Regions from separate parts of the Homo sapiens genome. Here region 2 is linked to region 1. Evidence: chromatin contacts called from ENCODE Hi-C or POLR2A ChIA-PET data. All regions are on one chromosome and are shown on one strand. The core of a region is the stretch at or near the end of the contact, and the rest is flanking DNA. Distances in the headings are between cores, read along the strand shown.

Region 1 (7,882 bases), core at 2,994-5,493:
ATAATATTTCTTTTATTCACAAATCTGCAGTTGGGGCAGGGCTTGGTGAGGATAGCTCCTTTCTGCTCCAGTTAGCCCCAGACAGAGCAACTTGAAGGCTGGACTTGCGTAAAAGCTCATCCACTCACATGTCTGGTGGTTCATGGGGCCATTGGCTGTGGCCTCAGCTAGCACTGCCAGCTGGGATGCCTACACACAGCCTAGCCATGTGGCCTGAACTTTCTTACAGTATCCTGGCTGAGTTCCATGGTGAGCCCCAAAATAGAGAAAACCAAGCAGAGCCATATTAACTTTTATCTCTAACCTCAGGAGTCACATGGCTCCATTGCTGCCACATCCTATTAGAAGTGGGTCACTCAAGTCAACTTAAGAGATGAGGTGATACAGACCCTACTTTTTGTGGAAGGAGTGTCAGAGAACTGATGAGCATGTGTTAAAATCACCACAAATACTCCCTGATCTCAGACAGGTGGACCCACCCTGGACTTCCATGGTCCTTCTCGCTTCTACTAGAATGTTCTTCCTGTCTGTCTTCATTCCTAGACTGTTAGCTGCATGAGACTGTATCAACTTTGCTCAATATCATATCAGTAGGTAGCACTGTACCTAAATGTTTATTGCATAAATAAATATTTTCTTGCACCCAATTGTTTACTAGATTTTCTTTGCCTATGGTTGCCTGAAGACAGGAATTGTGTCTTATCAAGCTCCATATCCCCAGCACAGCCATGGTGGTGTCCAGCACAAAGCAGGAGCAGCAGTTATTTGTGAAATAAATTAATACATGCATAGATGGATGGCTGGATTTGTTAGCTAAGAATATATGTATATTTGTGTGTGTAGGTGGAAGACTTTTTATCAGATAACCCCAGCAAGGACAGAAATTTAATTTTCTTACTTCTCTACATTCAGGGCTAGGAAAGCACTTACAATGGAATAAGTAGTCAGTATGTTCATTCAATTTACTAATTAAATGAATAAATAAATGAATTTGTAGTTTGCTCTTTCCTACAGAACTAAATTGAGACATATTAGTTGTCAAATGACTGCAGCTTATATTATATTTAACGGATTCTATTGTAATTTGATATTTTTTTCAATGACCAAGTTGTTTAGTATTAATTCTGACCTAGTAATCATACTAATGTAGTGATTCTCAAGTGGCATTGATTTTGCCACCCGAGAGATGTTGAGCAACGGCTGGGGAGATTTCCGGTTGGCTCAACTAAGAGGATGTTACTGGCATCTAGTGGGTAGAAGCCAGGGATGCTGCTGAAATCGTACAATGCCCAGGTCAGTCCCCCTACAAAGAAGAATGACCCACTCACATATTTCAATATGTGCAAAGGTTAAGAAACACTGGATGAAAATTCAGGGAAACAAAGACGACTAAGACATTGCTTTTGTCACTAAGAGACTCACAAGAGAAATAGATAGGTAAATAAATATAACAGGGTGACTTAAATGTAATAATCTAAATGTGTAGAACAAATAGAGATGGAATAGGGTGGGAGTCATGAACTCACCTGGACTTCACATAAAAATTCTATAGAAAGGGGAACAGCTTGTGCAAAATCATATAAAAAAACGTAGACTGAAAAATATACATTTAATAATGCCGAGAACTAGTAGGAACTGATTAGAAGGAAATGGAGATCCCCTTTACCAGGGAATGAACACCTAAGATGGACATTAAGGCATCTTTTGATATCTGTAAAGGATGTTCAGCACCGCAGCCATCTTATTAAACATTTCAATGTAAATTTTTGATTAAATGAATGACAGATAGATTCATAGGGAAAAGGAGGCTTTACTTTATTTTAATATTAAAATAGAAAACCTCTAAGGCTGGCTGTGGATCCTGACTTTTCTTGGGAGGTGAGGACCCTTCTGTCATCTACATGTTCTCTTCCCCTCATCAATTTATTGCCTCTCAGCTTTAAATCCACCCTTCTCGCCCTGCTGTGAAATCTTGCAGCTGGGCCCTGTAAACATTTCCTCTCTGTCAGCTGGTAGAATGTTAGGCTTTCTCAGTAGAGATCAGTGGTATCATCCTGAAAGGGGCTGATGGAAGAGAGACATTTTCCTTCTAGGTTTCCGTCCTCAGTTGTTGTTGTTGCTACTATTATTACTATTCAGTGTGGGGTATATGTGATGTACATATCAATACGTATTTTGAAGACTCATACTTTAAAACTTTTTGTAATGTCCATGCACCAATAAAAAGTTGGGGCCAGGCACTATGGCTCACAGTTGTAATCCTAACACTTTGGGAGGTCAAAGTGGGAGAATCTCTTGAGCCCTGGAGTTTGAGACCAGCCTGGGTAATATAAGATCTTTTCTCTACAAAAGAAAAATTTAAAAGTTAGCCAGCTATGATGGTGTCTGTAATCCCAGCTACTTGGGAGGTTGAGGTGGGAAGATTGAGCTGGGAAGTTGAGGCTGCAGTGGGACATGGTTGCACCACACACTCCAGCTCAGCTAACAGAGTGAGACCCTGTCTCCAAAAAAAAAAAAAAAAAAAAAAGTTGTAGGTGAGAGATTGAAGACAAAAAGACCAATCTCTATTGCCCTCCTATAAAGTCTCTTTTCAGTTTCTACTTTCTGTTTGCATTCGCCTTTATTTTATTTAATTTTATTTTTAGTTCCACAGGTTTTTGGGAAACAGGTGGTGTTTGGTTACATGAGTAAGTTCTTCAGTGGTGATTTGTGAGATTTTGGTGCACCCACCACCTGAGCAGTATACATTTGAATCCCCCTTTAGCTTGGGCAATTGACATGATGAATTACTTTGAGTTAGACTTCCTGGTTCCTGGATTTAACACTAACCACATCTATAGCTTTGGGCAAAGTATGTACATTTTATGCATTGGAATCACCTTGTTTTATAATTGAGAGTATTTTAAATTGTTATTAAAAGGGAATACACTTTACATAGTGCCCTGAAACATGTAGATGATATAGAAAAAAATGTTTTAGAGAGTACTCTGGCATACAGTAAGTGTTCAATAAATTTTTTTTTCCCTAAGCCAAAAATCTGTCTTCTAACACAGAGATGTGGCCTTATCTTTGAAAGCATTAGCAGGACCCTGTTACATGAAGACTATGACTCCTACACAAATATAGTAAGTACTGCATATCCAGTACTGGCCAACTAGTAAGTTAGTAAGATAGTTGTGGTAGAATTAGGACCATTGAATAGAGTAATAATAACAGTTAACATTTATTGTGCAAAACCATAGATGAAGCAATGTTCCAGCTGGTTTTGCATAAATTAGCTCATTTAATTCTTAACAGCGACGCATCAGCTCATGTAACAGCAAATGTTCTCCCATCTTGTAATCGGGGATACTGAGGTGTCTACTCTGTAGAAAATTTGTCCGGGTCACAGAGCTAAGAAGGGGCAGTGAGGATTAGAAGCCTGTGAGTCTTCAGTGGTTCTAATGGCTGTATTATACTTCCTCTAAAAACCACAGGTATATGTGTTTTGGCTTAAAAATATATATTAGAATGGTGATGCTGGGAAGGACTTTGGCAATCAACCAACCTAACTGCTTGAAAGCCGGGGAGCTACTCACGTCCAGGCACCAAGTAACTTGCACAAATCTTTAAAGTTAATTTCGTGTTATTTCTGGAACTGGAACCCAGGTCTCCAGGTCTCCTTAGTCTCAGTTCTATGCTCTTATGTGTCTCTTGCATTCTTCCAACGACATGATTAATATTCCAATGTGCATTATTAATTTCCTACATGGTTACTTTTTTTTGTATCCATGTCTCCCCAGTCAACTATATCCTTTCCATATGAAGTCTTAAAGTCATATAAATTAAATGAGAACAATGTGTTATACAGGAATAAGGGAATAGTTGCTAGATTTTTTTTTTTTAAAATGATTTCAATCGATAGGTATTTACGGAAAAACACTAGACTCTTTATAAATATCTTTATGCTTAAATATATTTTAATTGGCAGCACTAATAAAAGAGAAGGACTTCAACAGAAGCCTTGGGATTAATAATTACTTTGCTAAAAATGATGAATTCTTGGCTGGCATGTTTACAGGGGTTGGGCTGTGAGTCCCTGAACGGCTGGAACCCTGGCAGAGAGGAGCCCGGAGTGTGGGAAGAGGGGCATCACAGAGAGATGCATCCTACAGAGACTGGAGGACTCCGAGCTTGGGGAAGAGACAGTTAAACCTTCCCCGTGAGAGCGAGTTATATCACGCAGCGCCAGTGCCAGGTCAGCAGTCTGGCTGGAGCTGGACCGGCTGGTGGCGCCAGGCAGTGCCAAGCACCCCTGGCAGCCCTGCAGAGGGTTCTCAAATCCAGATTTCATTCTGCAGTCCCGGCAGTGTTTTGACGACTGCCTCACTAAAGGAAGCTAAAAGCTGTGCTGATGCCTCCCAGACGAGCCTCGTTGGAAGCACAGAACCTTCACGGCTCGGAGCCGCTGACACCGTGACAAAGGGAGCCCTGCTCAGGTGAGACAAGGCTCGGGGGTTCAGATGCTGGTCGTCTGGTACAGGTCTCTGCCGTGTGCATGAGAACAAGTCCGTCTGCCAGGCTGGACGCTGCTATCAGACAGATTGATTTGCCGAGTGTCTTTCAGCATTTCCCTAATTCCTTTTTGAAAAGCAAGAGCTAGGCTGATCATGCACCTGGGTCATAAAGCCCACTCTAAAATCAGGGAGATGGCTTTAGAGAGGATCCAGCCAAGGAGAAAACTAGGTCTGACTCTCGGATGTGTCAGCAACTGCCCCGAGTCTGCTCAGTAGGTCCCCAGAGGTGATTCCTCTCCATAGTCTGTGAACTCATCATGGAATGCTGGCAATGGACTATTCCACGGGGTCTGGAGTGCTGAGTTCTAGTTCAGAACCTGTCCTAGCGGCACCAGGAAGCCCTGTGGTGTTGGGCAAATCACATAACCTCTTGGTGTTTCTGTTCTTTATTGAAAAAGATGGTTATGTATTTGCCATGACAGGTTCAAACTCCTTAGGGGTAAAATTGTGCCCTATTTACCTTTGTTTGCTGAGTCCTTGGCACAAGGCCTGGTGTTTGACACACCTAAAAATTACCCATGGACTCTGTGCTTTGGGACAGAAAAGGTGATGACAAGATGCAGGTGTAAACTTGGAAAGGCCATGAGATCTAGGTTATAGTCTCAGTGAAGTCAGCTACCCATTCAGAGCCCTGTAAAATGAATACAGCCATGTTTTGTGTTGTGTGATGACATCAGTGCAGATGTGAGCCAGACTTAGGCTCATGGTGGGCACTTCAGCAGGTGCTAGCCCTGGTGGGCTTAGCTTTGTGTATGTCAGACCCCAGTGACAGGTCTAAGGGTTGGAGAGGAGACCGGGAGTGATGTCAGGCTCTGGGATGAGGGCGTATTTGGAACAGTATGGCTGAAGCCCTGTCATGATGACCAAATTGTTCTGATGACTCTGAGCCATTCCCCAGTTGGAGTCAATCTCCAGGATGACTGATCCACTGGGCAGAGTCTGGTGTTAAGAGACAACACGGTGCTCGCAGTCAGGCAGATGTTCTTGTTTCAATACCAAACAGATACATCCAGAAGGCAAATAGAATGGTCTTAGCTTCCTGATTAAATCTCACTTGCCTCCCCCACTGCCTTGGGGGCCCTGTTCGAGCTTCCTCCTTTGCCTGACCGTGTTAATATTGGAGGACGTGATCTCCATTCTCTTGCTGCTATATTCCCTTCTGGCCTTATTGTGGGAGATGCCCTGCTTCATTGCTTCCGTGACAACTATTGCTTGTATTTTTCTGCTTGCTTCCCGATATTTCTCATCTTCATGCCTCTGCTTAAGCTGGGCACCCTCTCCAGTGACCTGAATGACTTGTATTCATTGTTTAAGGCTACGCTGCGCTCCCACTTCCTCCAAAACGCCTCCCCCTGATCTTTTAGGTGTTTCTCTCCTTGTCCTGAAAAACACCCAGCATTGTATCTATTACATAAGATTGTACTGCTATTATCTACACCCTGCCCCATTCATCTGTGCTCCTTGAAGGAAGGGACTGTGGTTTCACATCCTGATATATCCAGAGTCTAGTGCAATGCCTGGCTCACAGGATGGAGAACCTTGTCCAACTGTGGGGAGGAAGAAAGAATATCCAATTTCTGGGAAGATGACAATTTCTGGGGGCTTCCAAGAGTTTCATGGTCCTCAAGAAGACTGTGGCTCTGGTTGACAACAACAACCAGGAAACCAAAGTAGAAACCCAGAGCCCAGACACCAGCACTGGGGGTCTCAGGGAGGCTACAGCTCAAGGGCTGGGGGACATGGGTGCTCTGGGCTCACTGTAGGGAGAGAGATTCCCACAGTTGAAGGCACCCAGCTCCTCCAGGGCACCAGCCTTGGTTTGAGCTATGCTGGATGGGGCGGAGGCTGAACCTTGGTCTCACAATGGAATTAAGATTGAATGGTGGGGTGGACAGTGAGGTCAAACACTCAGTGAGGATCAGTTGCATTGTTAGACTATTTATTCCAGCATTGATTTGCTCCCAGATGACAATATGTTGTTTTAGGATTTGGGTAATTTGCACAAAGAGGTTTTTAAGGCCCTGACTTCGTCCTGGTGTAGACAGTGAGGAGATCTTCCTGGTGGAGCCTGGGTGCATGCATGCAGTGTTTCTAATTAGTCATGCAGCAGGACGAGGAGGACCACAGCCTCCATGGTTCTTCCTGTTGGATGTGACCATCCTTTGAGCAGAGATTGCTACAAAGGCAAAGCTGGAACAGCATGGATGCCTAACTGCGCCCATGAGGCAGAGTCTTTGAGTTGTGACCGACACATCTCACACTAGTTTAGGCAAGAGAGGAAATGTATCGGGTCAGGTGACCAGGAAGATTAAACACAACTTTGACCCAGCTGGACCCATGGGCTGAATAAAGTCAACAAATATAAGTATTGTTTTTTGTTCATTTTTTCTCTACTTCTCAAGTTTGCTTTTTTTCTGAATTTTCTTTCATACAAGCAAACACTCTCCATGGATTGTCAGAGAGAACTCTGACAGTTCTCATTAGTAACTCCAATGATAAAAGAGGACCCCTTTCCCTAGAGTTCTCGCAAAATCCTCAGATCCTTTGTTGGGCCTTGTTCGGCTCACAAACACATCCCAAATACAGCCCTGGGGTCTGGGGATGCAGTGTTCTGAGAGGCCCAGCGTGGGTCAGTCCCTTCCCTGGCCCTGCCCCTGCCCCATCCCCATATGAGAAGTGCATGCAATAAAGCTACAACTCAAGCTGGCAGGGCAAGAGGGGAGCTTAGAAATTATCTGGTTGACTTCCCTCATTTTAGGTTTATTAATTTGGAAAAGGAGTAATGCCATGAATATTTTATGTACTTACTGGTTACAATTTAGAGAATTAAAATGAAAATAAAAACCACGCATAATCCTCTAACGTTTAGATGTACTTCTGATCATTTGATATTTTCCCCAAATACTTTAAAAGTTATCTACATCATTTGAAATATATTAATATTTTGGAGCTCCGAATTTACCTTAACCATTTTTCCTTGTCATTCACTTTTCAAAATTATTTAATGACCTTCCTTAGCACGAATATATTCATTTATCAAAATTCATTCAGCCATTCCCCTAGTATCAATACCTTCTTTTTAGGGGTGAAGAAATTGAGGTCTAGAGAAGGTAAGTGATCTTCCAAGATTGGCAGCAGAGCTAAGACAATCTTGTTTATACCTTATTTATCAAAGTTAAATTACCTACCTAAGGTCCTTATCTCTCTCTATATATAGATAGATGTCTGGAAGACATGGAAAAGTGATTCCATTCTTTTTTCTTTTTGGTGGCTTTAAAAATTGGCAGATAGGCCAGGCATGGTGGTTCATACCTGTAATCCCAGCA
Region 2 (7,882 bases), core at 3,006-5,505, 420 kb after region 1:
AATACAAGATGTCTTGCAAAATATGAAACCTGTTTATTCAATAAAAACTTACTAGTTGCATAGTCTACTCAAGGCACCAGTTTAGATATTATAAGGATTCAATAGATCTATACAATATTGTTTCTGTCCTTAATAAGCTAATAATCTTGAAGCCAAAATGGTTACTGGGTAATCATGTGATATAGCAAAGTAGAAAGAATGTGCTACAAGAGTGGAAAGGAAAATGTTGCTGCTCTCCTCATTAAGATGGTGTATTTCTTTCCCTATTCCCAAAAAGAAAAGTCTCTGAAGTTTAGATCAGAATGAAACATTTTAGTTTGGATAGAAAGAGATAAAAGATGAAGTCAGATTTAAGAATAAGACTCAACAATTAACAGGAATAGAAGAAAGATAAGTATTTTCTATCCTACATTGTTCAGTCTGCATTTTCAAAGAATGCCGTTAAAAGGATGTAATTAGGGGTAATGAGGTGCAAAATTTCATGTATAAAAAATGATCTTGTTAAGGGCAGTTTAGGCAGATAGTGCAGCTAAAAAATGAATTTTAACTCTCTACTAACTCTATGCCAATATTATATATCCCTGACTTTTCTCTATATCAAATTCCAGTAGAATTTTTTTAAGTCAGAAATTTAAATGAATCTGGTATACAAATCTCCTTTTGATTAAAATTATTTGAGTTTTTTTTTTCATTTAAAAGTGGGAAAATCTTATCACAGTCTTGAATAATAAAATGCCTTTTGTTCAGCTCTCATTGATTAGTCATCTTCTTACCCACATTGATCAAATTCAGGAGTCTGGACAAAGTGTCTATTACAGAGATGCTTTCCTTCCTAACAGAGGTTAGGAAGGTAGTTGGTCTGAGTACATCTCTGCAGTTGAGTCCCTCTGTTCAGCCTCACCCTCCTTAGCAAAGAGCAGAATATTCAGATGAGGTGGCTGATTCCCAGGCTTTGATAATCCTAGGACCCTTTTTTAAAAATGTATTTCTTAACTCTAATCTCATACATTTGGTCAATGAAAAACTGAATGTTTCAGCACTTAAGGTCAAAATATGTAGTATACGTATCATTTTAGATGTTATAGGAAAGCAAGCAATAGTATAAGCCTGGGTAAGTGGCAAAGGTTTCCAAAATATCTTTAAAAAAATTCTCCTATTAAGTTTGGTATCTATTGTGACAAATCCAATAAAACCCAAGATGATCCTTAGTTTGACATTCATTTGAATACACATTTAATTGAACATTTTCAAGGTGACAAGATTGACCGTGCACTAGAAAAACTCACAGATACTTTCAGACTGTGGGAGAAACTGATGAAGAAGCTCATGGTTCCTCTGCAGTGTGGTGAGTTCTCTCGCAGGTACCATAGAGTGATGTGTCAGAACCCTGATGAGCTTCTCAATCCTGCGGAATGTACAAGGCAAAGCTTTCTGATAGAGATTACTAACTTGAACTAAAAAAGAGTTAGTACAATTTTAACAGTTTTGAAAAAGCCAGAAGGGCAACTCTAGCAACTCCATGATTCCATCATAGGCTGTCACAATTGCTATTTCAGAGTGTGTGTTTGCAAGTCATTGTTTATTCAGATCCGTGTCAACACAAGTGTGTGTTCTTTTCTGCCTTGAAATTTCTTCTTGTTCCAAGTTTCACATTTTTATGGGAATATATAGGTACTTATTGCATTTTAATTTTTGTTAACAATGGAACAACAGAAGGGTAAAAAATGTGGTTCTCTCTGTTCAACTCATCTCTAAGTGTAATGCTGGAGGAGAGAGGATTATGTCATGTGGAAACTAAGGTAGAACAAAAGGTTTCAACAGCAACGTTTCAACCCCGGGAGGGTCTCAGTCTATACTTTTCTCCACCAGGTCCTCCTCTGGTGCAGCATGAGAATGGGAGGAGGAGACATCGTCAGTGTTTCCTCCTGAGTTCGCTTGCCAGGGGCGCCAGCTTTTCACGAATTCAAACAACAATGACATGGACAGGTTTACAGTAAAATATGTCTATCCTGAAAAAGAAAGGAATTGACAGCCAACCCACTGGCTGTGCTCATCGCTTGCTGAGCCGCACCAAGCAAGGCCATCTTCTGAGGATCTACAAATGTGTGGCATGGTAATGATCTCACCTTCCAAGGAGCTATGACGTATTTAATGAGGTGTGGATCCAGGGAAACAAAAGTCACGCACGCAGTATGGAGGGGATTGGAACCCATCAATATCTGAGACAAACAGTAACATAGCACGGGGACTTTTGTTACAAATGTCCTGCTCTCTTCCTCTTCCACCTTCAATCTTAGCATAGAGCATGCAGTGTGAACATCAGTGAAACCGATCTGGTTTCAAATAAAAGATTTGTTGCATTTTGACTATGAGGCATTTTGCAAGTTGCTTAACCTCTCTGAGGCGCAATCCCTTGATTTGTGAGGCAGAGATAACACCTTTTTCAAAAGGTTGATTTAAGACCATAATAAAATCATGAGCATGAGAAACTTAGCATAGAGTCTGGAACATTTCAGCTGTTCAATAAATTTTGGTTTCTGTCCATTTTCTCTACCTTTTTCCTCTCCCACTAGAACACGGGGCAGAGAAGGTCCAGTGTGTTAGCCTTCAGAATCTTTTAGTTATTGGGGTTATTTTTTTGGAGAATTTTATTTTTTGGCCTATTTGTTTGTTCTCAGAGAGATGGATGAGATCTAAAATGTACTTCTACTGTTTTCTTCCCCATTTAAAAAAATGTAAAAACCAGAACGAAACACGTCTTTCCAGTCACAGGTAACTAAGTAGGAAGTATCCAGTAACTTCTTATCTTTGGGGAAAAATGTTACCCACAATACCCCAGAGTCAGCTGGGCGACAAGGGGATCTTTTTCCTATATCCCCCGCTCAGTGCAATTCTAGTCAAAAAATTAGCCATGCGTGGTGGCGGGTGCCTGTAGTCCCAGCTACTCGGGAGGCTGAGGCAGGAGAATGGAGTGAACTCAAGAGGCAGAGCTTGCAGTGAGCTGAGATTGTGCCACTGCACTCCAGCCTGGGCGACAGAGCGAGACTGCCTCTAAAAAAAAAATAAAACTCAGCAGAACTAGTCCATGGATATAATGTGCCATCTTGAGGAAATCCACACCTTTTTTTTCCACTCTCTCTCTCTTCTTTTTTTTCAGTTGAAGTATTGTTTAGAAGGCACTTTTAATTATAATTTTGGTTAACTGATTAACGTTAACTTGTATATGACTTATATTGACCACTAAACTTTGGGCCTGGTTGCCCGGTACCATCTGTTTAATTGCCATTTCTATATGAATTCTTCAGTTTTGATATTTGTTTCTCATCTTGTGTGCATTTAACATTACAATCCCCATAAATGCTTCTTTTAAGATGGCTGAATATCTGTAAATACACTTGTCATTTGTATTTTTGGTGGAATTTTTTTGTTCACGTGCACCCTCTTTACTCCCTGGATGTCTTGAAAAAGAAACTGTGACACGTTTTTATCAATACAATGTTTTATTTATTAGTAGAAAAAATGTTAAAAATAAGTACCTATTTTAAGTGTTTTTGTGGAATAAGTAATGCAATAAAATGAAAAGCCAAACTCTGTAGAACTCAAAATGTGTTAAGTATGCAAAGACCAGAAACCTTATAAAGGTGGCAACATATTCTAGATACTTTCAAGACCTTAAGCACCCATGATTACTTGACCTCCACTTCTTTTATCATTTCTACTTGCAATCCATCAGACCTGTTTAAGTGAGAACTCGGGTAGATCTAAAGGTCTTTTCCATTTTATACTCTTTTTTTCATATAAATTTTCAGAAATGCAAAAATTGTAGTGTGAAACTGTGTGAACTTGAAATGTTTAAAGTTAGTATAGTATGTTAAAGACCTATTTGATTATGAACTAGGGCTAATAATCTTAGATTAATTCAGATTTTAATTAATTCAAACATGGGTTACCATGTTTGAATCTTGTTGTTCTAAAGTTTTCTAATTAGTTGTCTTCCCTCAAACAAGAGTGAATCCAAGTGATTGATACAGCCTTTTCCTTTTGTTTTTAGTATTCTGGGCCTAGACTCACAGTGGTTCTTAACATTAGCCACTCATTAGACTCGGAGAAGTCTAATGAGTATTCCCCAAGTCTGTGCATTCAATATAGAGTCAAGTGAGAGCACCTGGATCTGGAGAAAGGAGGCGAGGAGGTAATCTAGAAACAGCTCTGTCAGTGGTGGCCATTCATTCAGCCAGGGGAATCTTAAACACGAAGACTGAGAGATTTCTTTAAGAGAACTTTCACTTCTCTTTTGTCGTTTCCCAAAGGGTTCCATTTGTAAACCAAAGCTTAAGAATGTATTTTGGTCATAAAGGTAAATTCGCAGTTTCTCACGTTCTCAGGGACTGTTCTGAAAGCAAACTGACAGGAGGAAAGAGAAAGCCAAAGGTGAAAAAAGTGAGGCCAGTGCCCTCAGACTGACTTTCCTCATGGACTCAAGGACTTAGCCAATGTAACCTGGACACTGAGACTTTCCCAAAAATAAGACCCAGGGTGACAGTGCTGCTTCACTGAGGACAAATACAATTAAATGAAATTAATAAAATTTTTTTTTTAAATAAAAAATAAACCAGGTGTGGTGGCTCACACCTGTAATCCTAGCACTTTGGGAGGCCAAGACAGGCGGATCATGAGGTCAAGAGATTGAGACCATCCTGGCCAACATGGTGAAACCCCGTCTCTATTAAAAATACAAAAATTTGCCAGGCATGGTGGCGCGTGCCTGTGGTCTCAGCTTCTCGGGAAGCTGAGGCAGGAGAATCCTTTGAACCTGGGAGGTGGAGGTTGCCGTGAGCTGAGATCACACCACTGCACTCCAGCCTGGCGAAAGAGCGAGGTTCCTTCTCAAAAAAATAAATAAATAATAAAATAAATCATGGTCAGGCTTTGTTCCAGGCCCCAGAATTCCAGGATGGAGCAGTTCCCATGCCCGTCACCAGGTGGCAGAGGGGCTTTGCATCCAGGCCTCCCGGGCGTCCCTGGGGCAGCACCTCTGGCTTAGGAAGCAGAAGTTTAGTGAAAATTCAAGGGAGTGCAAACCTTACAGTAAAACAGAAATCTTGTCACTCTGCAAAGCTGGACTCCAGTTCAGAAAGCCAGGTCTCAGCCTTGGACCTGAGGGGTTTGGATGCTTTGGGAAAAGTAATTTCAGTGGAATCATAGGGGTATCACTCCATGGCCAGAAGCAAGCTCAGCTCCAGTGTAGTGCTGTAGTTAAAGAAACAAAGCCAAACCTGTTAAGTCTAACTTCACTTAGAAAAATAGTAAGTGAATAGATCTAAGTTTTTAAATTGTTTAAATGTTCACGGAAGAAGACACCGAATCTTGATTGTTCCCACAGTTTCCCCAAATATTACACAGTCATTGACATACAACAGAAGTTGGATTTATATTTATGATGGAAAGAAAATAGCACCCAAAATATTGACAAAGGAAAATAATGGAAAAGGCACATTTGTTTCCTTGGTTTGGCATGGGATGGAGTGGAAAGAGCATATGTTTTGACCCAAGGTAAATCTGGGTTTGAGTGTCTACTTTGCCGCTTCTCTAGACCTTTCGGCAAGAGCTACTCAGCGGCTCTAGGATTGTTTACTTGGCTTTAGAATGAGGGCTAGCGTGTGCATTAAAGCTTGTAGCTCAGAGTTGTTGCAAAGATTAAAGAAAACAAGAAGTGAAATACATGGCAGGTAGTGAGTGTTCAGAAACCTTTAGATCTCTCCCCATCAAAACTTCAGTGTGAGAAAAGTATTCTCTGGTGCTCAACCACCAACTCTGATTTTGAGACTAGAACCATGCAAAATTGTTCTGTGACCTGAAAATAATTTTCCAGATTGTGGAAATCACTGGAACATATGCTGTGGTCATCTGGCAAATTCTCTTTCTAACATTTGTGACTGAGTGCCCCTTTTAAGTACCTCTGAGAAACCCTGGAAGTTGATTTCCCATACATTTCAAATAAGTATTCTGTGAACACAGTAGTGTTAGGACATTCTGGGAAAACTCATAATGTCCTCAGCGATTTACAGAGTTAACTTGAATCTCTGTGACACCGAGGCTCCTTTAATCATAAAGTCAGAGTGAGATGATTGGACCTCTCAAAAGTACAAATGTTGCGAGTCTGCTTTGAATAAAATATACCTTCGATAGTTTCCATTTAATATAATATTACATTCAAGAATTAAGAGACTCCTGAATAATTTATCATTTTGCAAGTATAAGTGATCACTAATAATATTGCATTGTTATTTATTAACATTTATGCCCACCACAATTCTATTATGTAAATAATATAACAGATTATCCAACTATATGTTTAATACTGTGGGTATATATTACTAATAGCTGAGCATAATATGACTTGATGCACAGTGAGGAATGAAGATGAATGAGAATTCCAGCCTAGGGAATGTTTTATGGATGAAATGTACATTAGATATTTTGAGGGAGATGTCTAGGCAATATCAACACTGGATTTTGTTTTCCCGGGACAGGATTAGAAAACAAAGCCTGACTTGTATGACAGTCATAACCAGTTCTGAAAATGCACAAAAGCACTATTAAGGCCAAGTATGGACTCTAGATCATCAATGCTACCTAGTTGTCATTCATTCATTCAGTCATTCATTCGTTCACTTAGGACATGCTTATTTGTCATAGGCTGGTCATTAAGAATATAACAATCACCAAAAAAAGATACTATCAGCCAGGTGTGGTGGCTCATGCCTATAATCCCAGCACTTTGGGAGGCAAAGGAGGGCAGGTCACCTGAGGTCAGGAGTTCAAGACCAGCCTGGCCAACATGGTGAAAGCCTGTCTCTACTAAAAATACCAAAAAATTAGCCGGGCGTGGTGGGAGGCGCCTGTAATCCCAGCTACTCTGGAGGCTGAGACAGGAGAATTACTTGTACCCAGGAGGCAGAGGTTGCAATGAGCCAATATTGTGCCATTGCACTACAGCCTGGGCAATAAGAGCAAAACTCCATCTAAAAAAAACCAAAAAAACAAAAAAAAGATATTATCACCAACAAATACTCAACAAAAAAACCCTTACACAACTAAGGAGAAAATCCCCCACTGCAATGAGGAAAATGAAGAAAGTGTTCAGGGGAATTGTGGAAGTTCCATTTAAAAAAATTGCAGAAGTTCAGTGTATAAGCTGAAATGTGAAGGATGGCTAGAGATGAATTATCAAAGAATTAGGGATGACATGTTCTAGGCCTGGGGTTGGACACAGTATTCCTTATTTTTATGAGGTAGATTCAGACAGATGTGTTCAAATACTACTTATTATCTTTGTCATATTAGACACCTATTAGCTTTGTCATATTAGAAATATACTTAGCCTGTTAGCGTTTCAAGTTCCAAATATCTAAAACAAGGTTAATAATTACAATCTTAAAAAACATCACAGAGCTTTAAAGAAAAAAAGATGTGTAAATTTCCCTACTATAACGTCTGCACATAGTAGGTACCCACATAATAAATGCTGATTACATATATTACCTTTACTTCCTCATTTTTACTTAACGGGATCCTACCCCTACCTCACTCCACATTCTCCTTGACTCTATCTTCTCACATAAACTACATGTATCACATTTTTCTGAATGTAAGATAGGGAAATTTCTATTATCTCCTCTTTTTGGGGGTTTCAGATTAATCTAAAAAAAGGCTTGATAACAACAAAAATTCTTGACTTAAAGAGAAATTCATTGATGTTAATTACAACACAGGACACAATCCCACCTCCCTTGGTGCAAATAAATCCTCCCTGAGGTTTGTGATGAAGTCTGCCTGCAGTATTTCCTCTGCAGCAGTGGAGATCTATGCCAAGTGAGAG

What was found. Hi-C counts contacts between places; a loop is a spot of excess contacts on that map. ChIA-PET counts read pairs that join two places held with the same protein, here RNA polymerase II (POLR2A). Pooled maps may share reads with other maps.
Region 2: a loop to region 1 is called in a map of heart left ventricle, with 3 times the contacts of the local background. The contact joins the enhancer-like site here to the promoter of SILC1 in region 1. A Hi-C loop is called at or near these places in 1 of 168 maps with a recorded cell type or tissue (heart left ventricle), 1 of 37 single-sample maps with no recorded cell type and 2 of 50 pooled maps. POLR2A ChIA-PET finds 5 or more read pairs at or near these places in 1 of 52 experiments (Panc1).

Annotation. Positions count from the first base shown.
Region 1 is chr2:5,928,444-5,936,325 of GRCh38, forward strand. It overlaps SILC1 (sciatic injury induced lincRNA upregulator of SOX11), which reads left to right and starts at 4,244. Exons shown (of 2, transcript NR_026832.1): 1 at 4,244-4,478.
Region 2 is chr2:6,348,121-6,356,002 of GRCh38, forward strand. No RefSeq gene overlaps it. Among named protein-coding and RNA genes, the nearest start is that of LINC01247, 23 kb to the right of the region's middle. RefSeq lists an enhancer at 4,176-4,295. Within about 2 kb of position 4,256, at least 2 of the 41 ENCODE cell types and tissues checked have a DNase peak (open chromatin) inside an H3K27ac peak, as active enhancers do.